2 separate regions of the Homo sapiens genome follow, and region 1 is linked to region 2. A link is an interaction called in ENCODE POLR2A ChIA-PET data of the cell type or tissue named here. Cell type or tissue: endothelial cell of umbilical vein. All regions are shown on one strand. Links, peaks and the distances in the headings refer to the core of each region. The heading gives the core; the rest is flanking DNA.

Region 1 (2,907 bases), core at 94-2,593, 870 kb before region 2:
TGTCAGAGTAGAAATGCTATGAAAAAAAAATCTCTCATATTATTAGAATGAAACAAAAGAATGTCCTCCATAGAGAGTAATCCCTTTGCAAGCTATCTCTTCTCCAAAGCCTGGATGCTGGGAGACCAACCTGTTTCTAGGCTCCTGGACAGGACAGGGTGAGCGGGTAGAGACAGGCTGCAGGAGGACAGGCCTCCATGGCTTCCCCACATGTTGGAATGTTGCCTGCTGCTGTATCAAAGCAGCACTACTCACAGGACACCAAACACATACTTTGGAAAATTGCAGTTTACAAAAAAACTCATTTCGGGTGCTTTTTTTTTTTTTTTTTTTTTTGAGACAGTCTCGCTATGTCACCAGGCTGGAGTGCAGTGGCGCGATCTCAGCTCACTGCAACCTCTGCCTCCCGGGTTCAAGCAATTCTCCTGCCTCAGCCTCCTGAGTAGCTGGGATTACAGGCATGCGCCACCATGCCCAGCTAATTTTTGTATTTTTAGTAGAGATGGGGTTTCACCATGTTGGCCAGGATGGTCTCGATCTCCTGACCTCGTGATCCACCTGCCTTGGCCTTCCAAAGTGCTGGGATTACAGGCATGAGCCACCACGCCCGGCCACGGGTGCTTTCATTTTAAAATTTGGTCAAGATGATTTCCTCGTCAACATTTGCTGTTTATTTCCTCCTGGGCTTTGTTAATTAATCCTATGTCACTTTTACCTCTGCTGCCCTGATAAGATAAATCAGTGGGTTTTGCCTCCTGTACCCCACCTGCAAATTCTGAGATAATCTATCAAATATATACATATACATACATATGTGAAGGACAATGAAAACACTGGGTTTCTAACATCACCACATCCTTATGCAAGGGCGTTTTCAAGAAAGTGAAAATTCTGTCATAGGCTCTCAATGTCTTATTTGAGTCATCTGTGGTCACTGCTTCTCTAATAGTGCAGACCTTCCCAGCACATCTGCCATGGAGAGGCCACAGATCAGGTGGAAGGTTTGAGCCTGGAAATAAGGAGACCTGAATTCCAGTCCTGACTTTGCTACTGATTTTCAAAGTAACCTTGGGAAAGTCACAGATCCTCTAAAAATGAGCAATTTGGACAAGATTAAGGCTCTTTCCTGCCTTCTACAGTTTCTTTATGGGTTTTCATCTGCAAAATGAGGCAACAGATACACTTCCCTACCTTTCTGCCAAAGCCTTGTGTCCCTAAGCAATTCAACCAGAAATAATAGACTTCTTAGGGGCTCTACAGTAGCCAGAACACCCAGAGAGCAAGTAATCCTCATTTAGAGAAAGTCTAAATCCTGTGCCCCAAGATGAATTCAGTTGTTAGGGAAGTAGCAATGATGTAACATGATCTGAACAGGTCCTTGGCAACAGAAAGTCTACCTCAGCCTCTCACTGATCACAGGCCCTCAGAATGGCAGAGTGGCTTCTAGCAGTGTGCTGGGCCCTCAGCTCTCCCATGGGTTGGCAGGTTGCCCTATTCCTTATCTCTTGAGCCAGAATGGGAGTGTTTCCAAGACAGTTATCATTCACAGCAGAAAGCCACAACCTGACATCAAAGCCAGGATCCTAAAAGGCCAACACCAACTCAAGATTTGGCTGAGGTCCAGGTGGGAGATTCCCAAGTGAAGAATGGCACCAAGAGGTTTTAAGAAAGCCCCAGTGTGCTGAGTACTAGAACCATTCAAGGAATCAAATCCAGACCCTTTCCTCTGGAGTTACTCCCAAGATCATTTCTTCTAAGATGATGGGAGTCAACAGTCTTTTCCTTGTTTACTTCAAATTTAAAGCCTAACAGTGCCTTCTCAACATCCTCAGCATCATCACACTAATTCAGTAATAAATGAGAGGTGTCTGGATTCTGCAATCCAAGCAGCAAATGGGAACTTCTCACGCCCACCCTCAGATGCAGCCTTCCAAGGTCGGAAAGTGCCTTCTGCTCGGGTTAGCACGGCTCCTTTGAATTCCAGTGCAAAGTTCATTACTGATTAATAGGCTAGGTCCACAAACAAGAAACCTCATTTGGGGACTCGAAAACTCCATCTCTAAATGAGTAATCTATGACTGCTTCCACTGTATAAAGTCAACTGTTAAGTGACAAAATAAGAATAGAGCCCTTTGGGAAGACATAGAATGAACTATTGAAGGTCTCTATGGACTGTTAAAAGTTCATGTTTGGCTGGGCGTGGTGGTTCACGCCTGTAATCCCAGCACTTTGGGACGCCGAGGCAGGTGGATCACAAGGTCAGGAGATTGAGACCATCCTGGCCAACATGGTGAAACTCGGTCTCTACTACAAATACAAAAATTAAGTGGGCGTGGTGGCAGGCACCTGTAGTCCCTGCTACTCAGGAGGCTGAGGCAGAATTGCTTGAACCCGGTTGGTGGAGCTTGCAGTGAGCCGAGATCGCGCCTCTGCACTCCAGCCTGGGTGACAGAGCGAGACTCTGTCTAAAAAAGAAAAAAAAGTGGATGTTTAATCAGAGACATCACAGCTAATGTCTCACAAATGACTAGATCAGGTTTGTTTTTCTTCCTCCACATTAAACACTCCAGAACATCAGACACCAATATGCTCTGGGGAAAAGAATAAAAGCTAGTATTTATTAAATACTCATTATGTGCCAGTTGCTATTCTAAGTACTTTACATTTATTTAATCCTCATAATATTTACATAATCCTATGAAGTGGGGCCATTGTCATTTTGCAGATGGCAAAACTGAGGCACAGGTAAATAAGTTGCCTAAGATCACACAACGATTATGCAGCAGTAAGATTTGAAGACAGGCTGCTGAACTCTAAAGCCTGTACTTTGCTACACTGTTGGTCAAGCTGTAAAATCCTGTGTAAAGTTAGACCCAGCTTATACTGACTCTTGGGCCACTGTGAAAA
Region 2 (2,907 bases), core at 166-2,665:
CTCACTTTTAAAAAATTTAAATATTCGCTCTAACAAATATAAATTTAGGATGTATAAATCTCTTGGCACTGAGTCTTTGGGACACACATATATATCGATACAATTGTAAAAAAAAAAAAAGGAAACAAGTTTTAAGGTGCACTTTCCTCGTTGCGGTATTTGTCGCTCTCTTTGTTGCTTATGCCGATAAGCATGGGTTTCCTTGGTGCAGTGTGTTTTTATATATGTATAAATCTATATATAATCTATACATATATATATACAAGCCAGTGTATAATGTTATAAAATGGAATTCTAAGTTATTAATTGTAATCTGTAGGTGACCTCGGTATTAACGTGAAAAACATTCAAAACAAGCAAAAAAAGGGACAAAATGGAAAAAAATTAGACTATGCGCGCATTGTACTTATCAGGTTTAGAGATTAAATATATTGGAAACTCGGGATGAATCCTGCCCACCTGCCCCTCTTGCCTGCGGCTGGTCTGTCCCTAAGGAGCCGTCAAGGTGCGCACTGAAGCAGGAACAGAGCGACGTGTGACTGAGCCAGAACCGCCCGCTCGCGGGCCCATCCTCGCCTCCCGGGACTCGCCAAACGCCCTGACTGAAGGGCCCGCAGCGGAAAACGCTGCTGCAGAGCAGCACTTTGTGCTTTCCTTTGCATAGATATGAGCTAGAAATAAATGTTATTTTCTAAGAAAACAATGCCGAATCCCGTCCCGCTCCTCGAGAAATAGGGGGTGGGGGTGGGGCGCTGGGGAAGGTCGTGATTTCCCACTCAGGCCGCGGCGCTAAGGAGACGCTTGTCCGAGGTCCCGTGGGATCTCCGACCCTCGGGGCTACTGGGAGAGGAGACTTCCTGTGGTACTCGGAAGACCTATCCCACCAGAGTGGCGCGGGGCTCACAACTCCCGAAGGACCCGCGACCGCTGAGCAGAGGGAACACAGTGTGTACCCCAGCTTGGGCACCCTTGCGGAGGGGTCACCTTGCCCCGGCTCTTAGTTTTTGGATCGTCGGCCCCAGTCTTCACAGGGATCTTGCAAGGCTGGGGGCCCAGTCCCTGCTCTTTCCGAGGTGTAGATTTGGATGTACACACTGCGCGCTCCCCATCTCAGATTTGGAACCACAGGCAACGAAGGCGACGGCTGGGCAGGGTGGCTGCTACCATTCTTCTGACAAGGGCTACAGCCTGGGAGTTATGGGGTTCTGGGGAGTTGGGGGTGGCATGCTGCCTTCCTTGAAAAAGTGTAATTTGGGAGAGGGGCCGTGAGCACGCGACTTCGAGCCAGACCTCGTCTCTCACCCTTTTCACCTTCCCTCCTCACGCCGAGCTGAGCAAATTAGCCGCTCCTGGGCCGACCCTCTCCTTCAACCTCCAGTCCCTCCCGCTCCCCGCAGGGTGACTCCCCCGCTCCAGGAAAAGAATGACTCCTCCCCTCGGCTGGGTCCGGCGACATCCCAAGGTAAACTTCTGGGGCCGGCTCGAGTTCCGCCAGGCAGTGAAACTTAATAGCAGGACAAGAAAACGGTTTAATAAAGAAGGGCTTTAATGGGGAACTAATTTGATTGAGTTGCCTAATTCCACTTTAATTGGAAAGGGGGTTTGGCTGTCTGGTGATGAAGTGCGAGCGCGATGAGATGAAAGTGGGGGAGAAGGACCCAGAGAAGAAAGATGCCGGCAAGAGCGATGGACGAAAAGGGGATAAAAAAGGAGAAAAAAGAGGGCGAGAGGAGACAGGAGAGGGAAGAGTTAGAAAGAAAAGAGGCAGGCGGGAGAAAGCGTGCGGAAGCTTCTGGGAGTGTAAACTTTCTTGCCCTTGGCCGCTGCGCCCTCTAAAGCCCCGGTGCGCTCCCCCTACCCCAGGTTTTCGGAGCCTCCCAGCCTCTCCTCGTAGGGCGGTTCCGGCCGCCTCATCCCCGTCCTCTGCCCCACCGCACCCAAGGTGTTGGTTTCGGGAAGGACCTACGCTGGGTCCCCCGAGGCTCCTCGGTTCCTGCCGATGCTCTGGCCGGACCCGAGGGGGCGGCCTGTGGACCCGCGTTACTCATTCCCAAGAACATCTGGAGCGTCACAGACTTAAAGACTATTATATTAGTTCATCCTCGCAGCAAACCGGGGTGAATCCAGAGAGTTGCTTATTACCGGCCCCATTTTACAGAGGAGGAAACTGAGAGCCATCTGGTCCAGGGAATTGTCCAACTTTCCGGGACCCTGGATCACTTCGCCTCTCCACCGCCCCTAGTGGGTCTCCTCCTCTCATGAAGCGGGGTCTGCTGGCCGAGAGTGAGAGGTTTGCGGAAACTCTCCTTCCGTGAACATAGGAGGCCCAGGGAGAAGCAGCGTGCCCCCAAGCGCCTTGGCCTCAGCTCCAGGCTGTCAGCACCTTCGGGTAGAGCTCAGGAAGGCTTCGTGAGCGGTGGGCGTTCTAGGAGTGAGGTAGTGGGGCACCCGAGGTCCCCCGTTCCTGGGCCCGGAGCGTCTCCATGGCCCAGGCCCCGCGGTGGAAGCCCAGGTCGGTCAGTCACAGCCCTTGGCGCCTGGGAACGTACTGCGCCCACGGTGCGCCCCTGACCCGCTGCCCATTGCACAGTCAGGAACAGGGAGGCGCAGAGACCTGCAATGACCGGCCTGGGGTCGCACACCCAGGCCCCAGGGAGCCAGTATCTGTACTCCAGACTCTGGCCTGGTAGCAGGGGCAGGGGGGCGATTGAGTCTCCGCTTCTGGGAGCTTCCGCAGCCGGCAGGAGGGGACTGCGGCCTGAGCTCCGCTGGGATCAGCGCTAGGGAGGAGTGTGGGGTACCCCGGTCTCGGGCGGCGTTCCCACCCTGGAAAGAGAGGGCAGTGGCGGCAGCGTTACCTCTTTTCCTCCTGGGAGAAGGGGAAACGGGAATCTCCTTCCTGACCGC

What was found. Peaks named below come from ENCODE experiments on the same cell type or tissue, not always from the same donor. Only the 100,000 strongest peaks of a DNase experiment are listed, where the experiment ranks them.
Region 1: POLR2A ChIA-PET joins it to region 2 with 6 read pairs; 1 of 35 experiments calls an interaction of 5 or more read pairs at or near these places.

What each region holds. Positions count from the first base shown.
Region 1 is chr1:51,283,268-51,286,174 of GRCh38, reverse strand. No RefSeq gene overlaps it. Among named protein-coding and RNA genes, the nearest start is that of TTC39A-AS1, 45 kb to the left of the region's middle. In endothelial cell of umbilical vein, for the core only: no CTCF peak of the experiment used is centred there; a DNase peak (open chromatin) is centred at 1,514.
Region 2 is chr1:50,415,346-50,418,252 of GRCh38, reverse strand. DMRTA2 (DMRT like family A2) reads left to right here. Exons shown (of 3, transcript NM_032110.3): 3 at 1-703. Among named protein-coding and RNA genes, the nearest start is that of DMRTA2, 6.6 kb to the left of the region's middle. RefSeq lists an enhancer at 1-150. In endothelial cell of umbilical vein, for the core only: no CTCF peak of the experiment used is centred there; no DNase peak of the experiment used is centred there; H3K27me3 peaks cover 2,246 bases.